Regions from separate parts of the Homo sapiens genome. Here regions 2 and 3 are each linked to region 1. The links are chromatin loops, found by intact Hi-C in ENCODE. Cell type or tissue: GM12878. All regions are shown on one strand. Each heading gives the region's core, and the rest is flanking DNA. Links, peaks and the distances in the headings are about the cores only.

Evidence for each region. A loop is a pair of places that touch in the nucleus more often than their neighbours do. Peaks named below come from ENCODE experiments on the same cell type or tissue, not always from the same donor. Only the 100,000 strongest peaks of a DNase experiment are listed, where the experiment ranks them.
Region 2: it touches region 1 in a loop (4-fold over the local background); 2 of 110 quality-filtered maps call a loop at or near these places.
Region 3: a loop joins it to region 1, with 2.4 times the contacts of the local background. A loop is called at or near these places in 5 of 110 quality-filtered maps.

The regions. Positions count from the first base shown.
Region 1 is chr10:59,044,142-59,052,328 of GRCh38, forward strand. All of the region lies in intron 2 of LOC102724768 (a long non-coding RNA gene), which reads left to right. Among named protein-coding and RNA genes, the nearest start is that of LINC00844, 49 kb to the left of the region's middle. In GM12878, for the core only: no CTCF peak of the experiment used is centred there; DNase peaks (open chromatin) are centred at 3,990 and 4,180; H3K4me3 peaks cover 1,436 bases; H3K27ac peaks cover 2,321 bases.
Region 2 is chr10:59,180,842-59,183,341 of GRCh38, forward strand. The region is part of intron 1 of PHYHIPL (phytanoyl-CoA 2-hydroxylase interacting protein like); the gene reads left to right. Among named protein-coding and RNA genes, the nearest start is that of PHYHIPL, 5.4 kb to the left of the region's middle. In GM12878, for the core only: a CTCF peak has its summit at 1,028; a DNase peak (open chromatin) is centred at 1,020.
Region 3 is chr10:58,966,778-58,969,277 of GRCh38, forward strand. No RefSeq gene overlaps it. Among named protein-coding and RNA genes, the nearest start is that of LINC00844, 31 kb to the right of the region's middle. RefSeq lists an enhancer at 532-1,445. In GM12878, for the core only: no CTCF peak of the experiment used is centred there; a DNase peak (open chromatin) is centred at 946.

The DNA.
Region 1 (8,187 bases), core at 3,162-5,661:
AGAGTTAACCTAAGGGATAAGAGTTGAATAGCCAAGCAAAACAACAGCACAAATACCTCAAAGTAATGATGTGATTAAGTCACTCTGAATGGTACTGAGGATAAGTGTTGTGAGTTCAGAGAAAAATAAAATGACTAGAGAAAGTCAGACTGCTCTCACAGAGAAGGAATAATTTAAGCCTGGCAAAGAAGGATGGGTAGAATTTGGTTAGATGGGGTGTCCTTCATCATGTATTCACCTCTGGGTAGATTTAAACTAAAAGGTCCAAGGCACACCTGGGTTGGAAGAGTTCATGTAATTAAGTGAAAATGCTAATTATTGAAACAGCAAGAGATAAGATATATAACATATTTAGAATAGAATCTTTCATGTAATTAAGTATTTAGAAAATGTTAGCATTGTTATTAACATTACCATCATTATTGTTTTAAAATTAAGACTATTCATCTGATTATATATCACATTAATTTTTATAAATGTCTCTCAAAAAGACTGGATATATCACTCTGCCCTATGTTACAGAGTCTGATATGAACATCTACCAAAAACTGTGTCCCTGAGCTGCTTGAAAACTTATCTCTGAGACTCATATTCAAAAGGTCAGTCAGGGCAGCCACAACCAGATCTTCACCTAAATTAGCCAGGATATTTTTAGATGGAACCAAGGTTGACATGTCCATATCCTCTCTAGGATGCTGTGTTAGTATTGTCACTCTCCCTGAAAAGACGTTCTTAGTTGTGTCAAATCAAGTTATTTTGCTGTAATATTTATGTGTGCTAACCCCTGTTGAAATGGAAAACAACCTGTCAGTCTCATCCTCTTAATGATTCTTACACTTGAATGCTATTGTCGCTTTTTGGCTTCCTCTTCTCTGAGCTAAAAACACTCCAGCTCCTTTCATCTTTATTTACAGCTTCCCCTATGCTTTTTTATGTTTTTTAAAATGCCTTCGTTGTTGCTTTTTTTCCTCAGGATCACTTGCAGCTTTTCTATGTCTCTTTTTACACTTTCTGGAACAAAATTGTACAGAGTAGGTGATCACAGAGGTCCAATGAATAGGTCCAGGAGACCTCTGAAGAAGCAATAATCATGAACAATTATGGAGTGCTTACTATGTGCTAGATATTGTGCTGAGCAACTTACATACATTCTTTAATAGTTAAAATACTATGGCAATCATTACCCCTATTTCACATTCATGATAGGTTTTAGAGATAGTACATGGCACAGCCTGGACAAAACTCAAGTCTGCTCAATATCAGAGCCTGTGGTCTTAACCCCCAGGCTATATTATAGCCCATTAAGCTTGGGACCATGGTAACAAACAGATGATTGGATGATCAAGGCCCCAATGTGCTTTATCTTAGAGCAGCACTTTTCTAATTTTTCCACCTGGTATTCAGAATACATGGGGAGAATCACAACATGGTCCACCAGAAATGGGAGAGATTATTTAGGAGCTCATCTTTTTAATCTTAAAAATCCATGTATGTTTTGCATTCCATTTAACAATATATTCAAGTTTATTCAAGTACTAAAAAGTTGAAATTATAAACACCAAGTGAAATTGAATCTCCTAAAAAGATACATCATGTTTATTGTTACCTGGAGTTCTCCAGGGCTATGGAAAGCTCAGATTGAGAATCAGAGCCATAGCAATGACTATGATACCTTTAGCATGCAAGATATTTCAGAGGAGTTTCCACCACTTGCCTCCTCCTTCACAGAATCCTCCCCCAAATAAGAGACAAAGCATCACTCAGAATTACATCCCAGTGTGCCCTGTAATATACACCATTTGTGAAATGTCTGTTGCTATAACTCAATGCCATATGGTATAGAGTTATTTAGATCCAGGTAAAATTTGGGGGAAATCCAACTAAAATGATGATTTTTTCATTTTAATATCATTGATCTGTTGTTTTTCGTTCTGGTAATGATTAAATATAATACAGGATACTTATTTGCTATGTCCATTTTGGGTTTGTAACAATGTAACTTATCTCCTGCATTTAAGAGAAGGTTACCCTTCTATTCTCTTATGGGAGTGGAGCATAGGGGAAGGAGTGACAGTGCATCGATCTCATCCCAAACTGTAATCAAATAGCCATCTTATAAAGTTGACAGGGAGGGAAAATGCTTTCTGCTTCATCAACCAAACTTTCGTGGTAGTATTTGTGATACTGGTAGCCTTACATGACCATCAGCAGTTGGGAGTGGAGAGCAAAGTTTGTACTGAGCTCCCACAGTTTGCCACCAAACAAGGGAATCATATAATTTTTGTATAATTTATCATTCAAACTGGGGCACTCTGGAGAAAGAAAGGGGGCACAGTAGTCACAAACTTGGACTAACCTGGGCAAAGTGGGACACATGGTCACACTGCCCATCACCAATTCCTCACACGGAGTCACAGGCAAAGGAAGGGTCAATTATACTAAAAACCTAATGCTATCCAATCTAATTTCACATTGCTTTTTTGGTGACACCTATGTCTGATTTTAGCTGTGGATAATAGGTTCTCATATTTTAAAAGGACCCCTCTACCCCAAATTCCTGTATTAATGTGACTCTTCTTCACATATCTTGGGTATATGTTTATGCGTGTCTATTTACCAATAATTGCATCTAAACTAGCAACATTGTTGCTTATTTATGTCCAATTTGTGTTATATTTTGACCATGAGATTTTTTTTTTGCGGGAAGAACCGTGGTTAGTCAATTTTTCTCATCATATATTTGAGTATGTTCATGCTTGCTCCTAATTGTATTCTTTATAATTATTGAATTTCTATTTCAGTTTTGAAGGACTTTCACACAAACAATTTACAAAATTTGATTCCTGTCTTGAGGAAGGCATTGGCAGCCCTCACCAACTTGATTCAGCTGCCACCTTAATTAATAGCTGTTGATATCAATCACAGGACCACTTAGTGTGAAACCAAGGAAAAGGCCTCCAAGATTATTCTGATTGCCATAACAGATAAATACCCTAATCTCAGTAGTTTGAAAAAATGGAAGTTATTTTTTTTTCATGCAAGTCAAAACTAAATGGGTATTCGTAACACCAGTATGTCTCTCCTCTGAGAAGTGATTGAGAGATCTAATTTTCTTCTATCCTGTTGCTCTTGGGCTAGGCTTGGAGGTAGAACACGTCACATCCACTGATCTTCTATTGCCCAGAAAATCATAGGACCACAACTCGCTGCAAAGAGCTTGGTAAATACAATCTGGCTGCCTTCCCAGGAGTAAGAGGAAATAGATTAGGTGAACACCTGGTCAGTCTATGCCACAGAAGTGATTCTTCCATACCATTTGTTTGGCACATTAAGCAAGGATAGTACCTGGTATAAGAAAGTCAGAACCTAGTCTATACCATATTCCCTTAGTGTGAGAATTGCGTAGACCCCAAAGCTTTATCAAAGCTTTTGCAGAGGCAATAGATCAAATAGACTCAGGTATGACTGTGAGTAACTCACTTAAACTCTATGAGCTTCAATTTCCTCATCTTTAAAATTTAGGCAGAAGCACCGAGTACCATTTCCGCTGCATAGAAAGTAATTATTTCTTATGGTTTCATAATGGAATGTGTTATGAACCAGTATTGGATTCATTATAGTTTTTTGTTTGTTTTTATAGTAACTTTCCTATATGGGAGCTGAATTAACTGATCTTTTCTTTTTTCCTCTTTTATTTTAGATTCAGTGGGTACATGTGCAAGTTTGTTACATGGGTATATTGCATGATGCTGAAGTTTGAGGTACAATTAATATCATCCAGATAGTAAGCATAGTGCCTAATGGGTAATTTTTCAGCCCTCCCCTCCTGACCCCCCACCTAGTAGTCCCCAGTGTCTATTGTTTCTGTTTTTATCTCCATGTGAACCCAATGTTTAGCTCCCACTTATAAATGAGAACATGCAATATTTGGTTTTCGGTTCCTGTTTTAGAATAATGACCTCCAGTTGCACCCATATTGCTACAAAGGACATACTTTCATTCTGTTTCATGGCTGAATAGCACTCCATAGTGTATTTGTACCACATTTTCTTAATCCAGCCAGCTGTTGATGGGCACCTACGTTGATTCCATGTCTTTGCTGCTGTGAATAGTACTGCAATGAATATACGAGTGCATGTGTCTTTTGGGTAGAATGATTTATTTTTCTTTGGATATATACCCACTAATGGGATTGCTTAGTCAAATGATAGTTTTGTTTTTAGTTCTTTGAGAAATCTGCGAACTGCTTTCCATCATCTCTGAACTAATTTACATTCCCACCAACAGTGTATAAGCATCCCCTTTTCTTCATAGCCCCATCAACAAATTACTTTTTGACTCCTTAATAACAGACATTCTGACTGGTGTGAGATGGTATGTCGGTGTGGTTTTGATTTGCAATTCTCAGATGATTAGTGATGTTGAGCTCTTTTCAAATGTTTCTTGGCCACTTGTCTGTCTTATTTTGAGATGTGTCATTCGTATCCTTTGCCCACATTTTTTTTTTTTTTTTCTGAGATGGAGTCTCACTCTGTTGCCAGGCTGGAGTGCGGTGGCATGATCTCGATTCACTGCAGCCTCTGCCTCCTGGATTGAAGTGATTCTTCTGCCTCAGCCTCCTGAGTAGCTGGAACTACAGGCACGTGCCACCATGCCTAGCTGATTTTTGTATTTTTAGTAGAGACGGGGTTTCACCATGTTGGCCAGGACGGTCTCGACCTCTTGACCTCATGATCCACCTGCCTTGGCCTCCCAGAGTGCTGGGATTACAGATATAAGCCACTGTGCCCAGCCCTCTTTGCCCACTTTTTAATGGGGTTATTTGTCTTTTGCTTATAGAATTGTTTTAAGTTCCCTATAGATTCTGGATAGTAGACCTTTGTCAGATGCATAGTTTGTGGATATTTTCTCCCATTCTGTATGTTGTCTGTTTACTTTGTTGATAGTTTATTTTGCTGTGCAGAATCTCTTTAGTTTAATTAGGTCCTTCTTGTCCATTTTTGGTTTTTTTTGCATTACTTTTGGAGACTTAGTAATAAATTCTACTCCAAGGCCTCTGTCCAGAATGATATTTCCTAGGTTTACTTCTAGGATTTTTATAGTTTGATGTCATACATTTAAGTCTTTAATCCATCTCGAGTTAATTTTTGTATATGGTGAAAGGTAAGTGTTCAATTTCATTCTTCTGCCTATGGATAGCCAGTTATCCTAGCACCATTTGTTGAATAGAATGTCCATTTCCCACTGTTTATTTTTGTCAACTTTGTCAAAGATCAGATGGCTAAAGGTGCACAGCTTTATTTCTGGGTTCTCTATTCTTTTCCATTGGTCTATGTGTCTATTTTTGTACCAGTACCAAATTGTTTTTGGCTGCTGTAGCCTTATAGTGTAGTTTCAAATCAGGTAATGGGATATCTCTGGCTTTATTCATTTTGCTTAGGATTGCTTTGGCTATGCTGGTTCTTTTTCGGTTCCATATGAATTTTAGAATAGTTTTTTCTTGTTCTGTGAAAATGACTTTGGTAGTTTGATAGGAATAGCATTGAATCAGTAGATTGCTTTGGGCAATATGGCCATTTTAATGATATTGATTCTTCCAATCCATGAACATGGATTGTTTTTCCATTTCTTTTTGCCATTGTGATTTCTTTCACCAGTGTTTTGTAGTTTTCCTTGTAGAAATCTTTCACCTCTTTGGTTAGATGTATTCCTAGGAATTTATTTATTTATTTAGTGGCTACTGTAAATTGGCTTGCATTCTTGATTTGGCTCTCAGCTTGAGTTATTGGTGTATAGAAATGCAACTCATTTTCTACATTGAATTTTGTATCCTGAAACTTTACTGAAGTCATTTATCACCTCTAGGAGCCTTTTGGTGGAGTCTTCAGAGTTTTCTAGATCTAGAATCATATTGTCAGTGAAGAGAGATAGTTTGAGGTCTTCTTTTTCTATTTGGATGCCTTTTATTTTTTTCCTGCCCAATTGCTCTGGCTAGGACTTCTAGTACTAGAATAGAAGTGGTGAGAGTGGGCATTCTTATCTTGTTCCTACTCTTAAGGAGAATGTTTTAATCTTTTGCCTGGTCATTATGATTTTGGCAATGGGTTTGTCATAGATAGCTCTTACTATTTTGAGGTATGGTTCAATGATGGCTAGTTTTTTAAGGGTTTTTATTATGAAAGGATGTTGGATTTTATCAAAAGCTTTTTCTGTGTCTATTTTGATGATGTTATGGTTTTTGTTTTTGATTCTTTGGTGAATCATATTTATTGATCTGTGTATGTTAAAATAACTTTGTATTTCAGGAATAAAGCCTATTTGATTGTGGTAAATTAACTTTTTGATGTGCTGCTAGATTTGGTTTGCAAGTATTTTGTTGAGGATTTTTGGGTCTATATTCATCCAGAATATCAGCTTGTAGTTTTCTTTTTTCATTGTATCTTTGTCATATTGGTATCAGGATGATACCAGCTCTTCTTTGTATGCCTGGTAGAATTTGGCCGTCAGTTCATCTGGTCCAGGGACTTTTTTGTTCGGTGGGTTTTTTATTACTGATTCAATATTGGAACTTGATATTGGTCCGTTCAGGGTTTCAGTTTCTTCCTGATTCAATCTTGGGAGGTTGTATGTTTCCAGGACTTTATCTATTTCCTCTAGACTTTCTAGTTTGTGTGCATAGAGGTGTTCATAATTATCTTTGAGGATCTTTTGTATTTCTGTGGGATCAGTTATAATGTCACCTTTGTTGTTTCTGATTGTGCTTATTTGAATCTTCTCTCTTTTTCTTTATTAATCTAGCTATTGATTAATCAACTTTGTTTATCTTTTCTTTTTTTCAAATTTAATGAATTTTTTTATGATACTTTAAGTTCTAGGGTACATGTGCACAACGTGCAGGTTTGTTACATATGTATACATGTGACATGTTGGTGTGCTGCACCCATTAACTCATCATTTACATTAGGTATATCTCCTAATGCTATCCCTCCCACCTCCCCCTACTCCATGACAGGCCCTGGTGTGTGATGTTCCCCTTCCTGTGTCCAAGTGTTCTCATTGTTCAATTCCCACCTATGAGTGAGAACATGTGGTGTTTGGTTTTCTGTCCTTGCGATAGTTTGCTGAGAATGATGGTTTCCAGCTTCATTCATGTCCCTACAAAGGACATGAACTCATCCTTTTCTGTGGCTGCATAGTATTCCGTGGTGTATATGTGCAACATTTTCTTAATCCAGTCTATCATTGATGGACATTTGGGTTGGTTCCAAGTCTTTGCTATTGTGAATATTGCCTCAATAAGCATACTTATGCATGTGTCTTTATAGCAGCATGATTTATAATCCTTTGGGTATATACCCAGTAATGGGATGGCTGGGTCAAATGGTATTTCTAGTTCTAGATCCTTGAGGAATCACCACACTGTCTTCTACAATGGTTGAAGTAGTTTACAGTCCCACCAACAGTGTAAAATTGTTCCTATGTCTCCACATCCTCTCCAGCACCTGTTGTTTCCTGACTTTTTAATGATCGCCATTCTAATTGGTGTGAGATGGTATCTCATTGTGGTTTATCTTTTTAAAGAACAAATTTTTTGTTTTGTTGCTGCTTTGTGTAGATTTTTGGGTCTCAATTTCATTTAGTTCTCTAATTTTAGTTATTTCTTTTCTGCTAGCTTTGAGGTTAGTTTGTTATTGTTTTTCTAGTTCCTCTGGGGTGATATTAGATTGTTAATTTGAGATCTTTTTAACTTCTTAATGTGAGTGTTTAGCACTTTCCCCTTGACACTGGTTTTGCTGCATCCTAGAGATTTTGATATGTTGTGTCTGTGTTTTAATTTATCTCAAAGAATTTTTTGATTTCTGCCTTAATTTCATTGTATTTGCAAAAGTCATTCAGAAGCAAGTTGTTTAATTTCTATGTAATTTTTGTGATTTTAGGAGATTCTCTTGGTGTTGATTTCCATTTTTCTTTTACTGTGGTCTGAGAGTATGGTTGGTATAATTTCAATGTTTTTGAACGTATGGAGACTTGCTTTACAGCCAAGCATGTCATCAACCTCAGAGTATGTTCTATGTGCAGTTGGTAAGACTATATCTTCTTTGGTTGTTGAGTGGAATGTTCTATAGATGTCTGTTAGGTCCAACTGGTCAAATCTTGAATTTAAGTCCAGAATTTGTTAGTTTTCTG
Region 2 (2,500 bases), core at 1-2,500, 130 kb after region 1:
TTAATAGCACAGTGATGTTAGATAATCCGTAATGGCATTTTCTGAAGCAGACATCTAAGAGGAGTACCCATAACTGTTAACTTTAATAGTCTTTATTACAAGAATGTAAGGTAGTCATTACTCAGTCTCAGTGACATGCAGTGTAGCATAGTGATAATACCATTTTAGATCAGACCACCCCTGTTAGAATATTGGCTCTTGAAAGCCGTGTAACCTTAAATTACTTAACTTGTTTTAGCCTCAAGCTTTCTTATGTAAAGTGGGTATAATACCAATCCTGTAGGATTGTTTAAATAAGTAAAGCATTACTTTCATAGAATTTACCAGTGTTGATATTAATACAAAATAGACAGTAATAATTATTATTCTGAATGGAATATTGTCCACGTAACTTCTTGAATTGAACCACTGCTTTTTAAAATTTCTTTTTTGCCAGTGTCTAGGTCCTTGTCGTTTTTCTTAATTTCAGTTACATGTTATAGGAAATCACTTCAACTTCATGAGTAATTACTATAATCTGTAAATTCTGAATTTTAAAGAATAGTAAATTTTGAAATCACAATTATAGTACTCTTATCTTTTACTTCTCTTTTACCATCCTATCAGTAATATCTTTATCACCTTAGCCCTAAAAATTGTTTTCAGTTTCTAGTTCAAATCTGTCATTTGCTATTTTTCATGTGGCTTGTAACCTTGATGGTTGCTTTGTTTAGGTATTTGCCTTAGAGCCCTTCTCTGTTCTTAATTTACAATGTTTTTCTTTATTAACTTTTTCCAAGGATAGACATGTACTAGGACACGTAGCATGTAGATTAATTTCTTTGGCCCAAATATGACTATAGAGATATTAGTGAGTATGAAACAAAACAAAAATAAAATAAAAACTAAAAGAAACAAAAAATTTGGAAACCATCAGATTGTATTAAACCAATTCATATTCTTGGTAGGGTTCTAATTCATTCCCAGGGAAGACCAGGAAGTTACTAGAGCAAGTTACATCAAAGGATATGTGACCAGACTCCCTCCAGTGGTAGAATGACTGATGTGTTGTATGTTTAACGCTGGCAACTTACTTTGTTGCCTAGGTAGGCCCGGTCAGAAATTCACTCTCTATAGAATGCTATTTAGACAACATTCAAATTACTTGGTTTTATCTCTACTGATATTTCTTCCTAAATTAGGCCCAATGTTGCTTTTTCCTCTAACTTATGTGAGTATACTTTCCTGATTACTTTTATATTTCATCCTGGGCCTCGATAATAACAGCAGCTATGTCACTCATTGCAGCAAGCATAAATCCTTCTACTTTCTGGTTTTCCTTCTCTGCTTTTCTTTAGTAAATGCATAATATAAGTTTTGCCTTGTAGAATGTGCCTCCTTCTTGGATTTATTTTCCATTTCTGTTATATTGCTGTATGTGAATCTTTTTATCCTTTATTAATTAAATTCTATTTTTACTATAAAACCTATACCTCCTTTTTAAACTTTAAAATATTTCATTATTAGCATTATTATTATTGAGACGGAGTTTCGCTCTTTCACCCAGGCTGGAATGCAGTGGCGCAGTCTTGGCTCACTGCAACCTCCGCCTTCTGGTTTCACGTGACTCTCCTGCCTCAGCCTCCCAAGTAGCTAGGATTACAGGCACCCGCCACCACACCCAGCTAATTTTTGTGTTTTTAGTAGAGATGGGGTTTCACCATGTTGGCCAGGCTGGTCTTGAACTCCCGACCTCGTGATCTGCCCGCCTCGGCCTTCCAAAGTGCTGGGACAGTAGTTAAACCGTCCTTTGAGCAGACTATATTTTATATACATACATTTGAGAGTAAAATCAGTGTTTGGAGACAACTTAAATGTATAGAAGAATAGGACAGTCTGAGCAGAAAAAAATAGGTAGAAAGCTTCAGCATATTCTGTATATGTTAAGGGTAGGGACTGGAAATGGTATATAAGAAACCAAAAAAGAATCATGAGGAATTCATGATGATTGAAATTTCAGGCAACATGGAAAGTGATCAGGAGTAACTTCAGGATTTTAAGTCTGGGAAATCTGAAGAATCATTGACAGGAAAGGAGAAAAAGAGAAATAAAATAATTTTTAAACATCCTGATGACATTAATTTTTTACATCTCAGATTTTAGGAGCTGGTGAATATCCAAATATGTCCTAAGCACTTTTCTAGAGGCATATCTCTCTCATAGATATTGTTTTACCAGGATGATATTATATATACTGCTTTGTCATTATTGTTTCAGTGTGTTTCCCCATGAGATTACCCACTGATATTCTTTTGAGGCTTTTTTTTTTCTTCATTCTCACTCCTCAAAGGCTATACAAGGTCTGATGATAATACTGTGAGAATCAGTACAATATAAAACTAACCACTTAATAGTTTAGAGAGGATTGTGAAATAGTGATTTTTGAGCTATCTCCGTAAAGAGATTGTTGAATCTAAGGAGACATTTTTGAGAGATTAGTATAAAGCAAAAAGAATTTTTG
Region 3 (2,500 bases), core at 1-2,500, 81 kb before region 1:
ATCACAGAATCCGGAGGGGGTAGGGTTCTTAATCCTAGTTGCATATTAAGACAACCTAAGGAGATTTCTAACAAAAGCAATGCCCAGCCCAACCCTACACCAGTGCCATCAGACTCTCCGAGAGCAGAGCCCGGGTGCCTGCATTTTTAACATCACCTGGGCACCCCAGGTGATTCTAATATGCAGCTTAAGGACCACTGGCATAGTGTTAAGGCCAGGTGGGGACTTAGGAATCATGGGACCCAATGCCATATAATGGATAAAATGAGTGGACTAGATCTCTATAGAAACAATAACGTGGAATCAGCAAAACATCACAATATGGAATGGAAAAAAACAAGTCTGCAGAGAAGAAGCTCAGAATGATACAAATTATTAAATACATGCCCCCAAATTACATATTCTTTATATTGCTATATTGATTATATGGGTAGAAGTCTAAAAGTGGATTAGAAGGAAGTGAGTTCAGGTCTTACAAGTGGTGTCTTCTGGGCCCAGGGGAAGGGACTAGGGAGGGAGGATAAAGGGAGCAAAGTGGGGTCCACCTTCTTGTGTTGTGCTTTCCTTCATTTATGGTTTCAAAACAAGACTTGAAACAAACATTGCACAATGTTAGTAGTGTCTTCTGACTGGAGGGTATGCACAGATTTATATTTTTGTGCTTTCCTCTTTTTAAAAAAAATCTTAAAACAAAAATAATTTTAAGAATAAAGATCTAGCACCTCGGGTTGTCTAATGATAAAGCCTGAATGCATAAATGCCATAATAACTCTGTCAATGGCTCTGGACTCACACACCTCAGGGAACTGCAATTAAACTCTGCTGAGTCACAGATGCCCTGCCTGGAGAGTCGTGTGCCTTCTCAGCATCCCTGTAACCTCCTCTGTCCCCAGGTTCACAGCTCCCCTACTCAGAGGCTCTCGGCTCCTCCCTCTGCGGCTGCAGGCTGCTCTCTCTGTCCCTGCCCGCTGGCCTAGTGGGTGGTGACACAGCACGGTGCATTCCTGCAGGCAGGCTCAGGCCCCTGTGTAGTTGGCTTGACCCAGGCAAGCTCCTGCACTTGTCGCTGAAGAGCAAGGGCTCAGGTGGGCGTTCCGGTGCGGGAACCTTGCAGGAAGGCAATCAGTCGGTTTGTATTCAAGCTGAAAAGCCCCCTCTGAAGCCTGCGATCCAGACACAAAGCGGGATGAATGTGCTTCGCTGCAGAGCGTACAGCTGGGTTATTGACTGGGACTGAGAGAGGCGTTGAAATGAAATAGGGAGACTGAAGAGATCTGCTCTTTTGATTCGGTCTCTTCCAGGATTTTGCAAGCTCCAGATAGCTTTGGTCCAAAGTGAAAAATCTCCCTAAGATCCTATCTAAAATTTGGGGGAATCAGCTGCGTAAATCATTTTTCTTTTGATAAAAAGCGTGCTGTTTTCTCCCCCTCCCATGTTCTGATGTGGCTGGCTCACCTGTAGCTGAGCTGTTTGAATGAGCTGGGTTTTCCTCCTTCCTGGCAAGCTTAGGTGTAAAGCAAGCCGGTTCCTGAGAGAAGTGGAGGAGCCATGTTTATGGAGTCTGAGGACAGTCCCTAATTATGCCAGGCAATCAGAGGCTTTAATGGATGAATAACTGTCAAAGTACAGTGGGGTGTTTGATAACCTGTAAGGCTGCTTATTGTGAGTGGAAATCACAGGGTGAAAAAAAGAAACAGGGATGGATGAGCTTGTGTTTCTTACCCCTCCTTGCCTTTGAAGAATTTGACAATACTGTCATCAAGTGCTCCCTGGGGAGGGTGCTCTTGGGGACCTAGGAGGATTCTGGTTCGAGGAAAGCAGAGGAGAGCTACATAATTAAGGAAGAAGAAGCAGAAATTGGGGGTAGGGCTGCACATTTAATGCAAGAATTCAAAGCATAGAAGTCCTGTTGAAGAGAAAGGGGGAGAACCCCCCACTATCCAGTACCTCCAGAGGAGGAGCTGGAGGCACAGACCAGATGGGATCACCACACAAGTTCTTCATATAGAAAATAGGAAAACTGAGGAATCTGCTTCACTGTTGAATAAGTCTCTCCAAGGGTTTTGCCAGCTCCAGAAATTGAGCTTAAGTGGTGTTCTAGACATGAGATCATTTTATTGCTAGGTTGCAGTAGGAGGAATTTTCCTTAATGTCTGGAAACAGGAGGGCATTGACTCTGTTTCTAATGCAGGGACACCTAATAGAGCTCAATTTGCTTGCCAACTCTGCTTGAGTGGTAGTGGCTACCTGGAGCACTCAGGAGGGGCCTTAAGGCCAGAGCCAGGCTCTGGTGGAACAATGCTTGATTGATTAGTGATGTCTGTCTTGGGTGTGTAATGGTAAAGGCAGCATGTGTGCCTCCTATTTGGAATTTTTGCTTTGGGATGCTTTTCCTTCTGTAGGTGTATCACCACCACTGACATCCATTTAACAATCTATGCATTAGACTCCAAGTCTTTTAGCTCTTCTGCTAAGGAGATTTCAGCCTAAAAGGGATGGC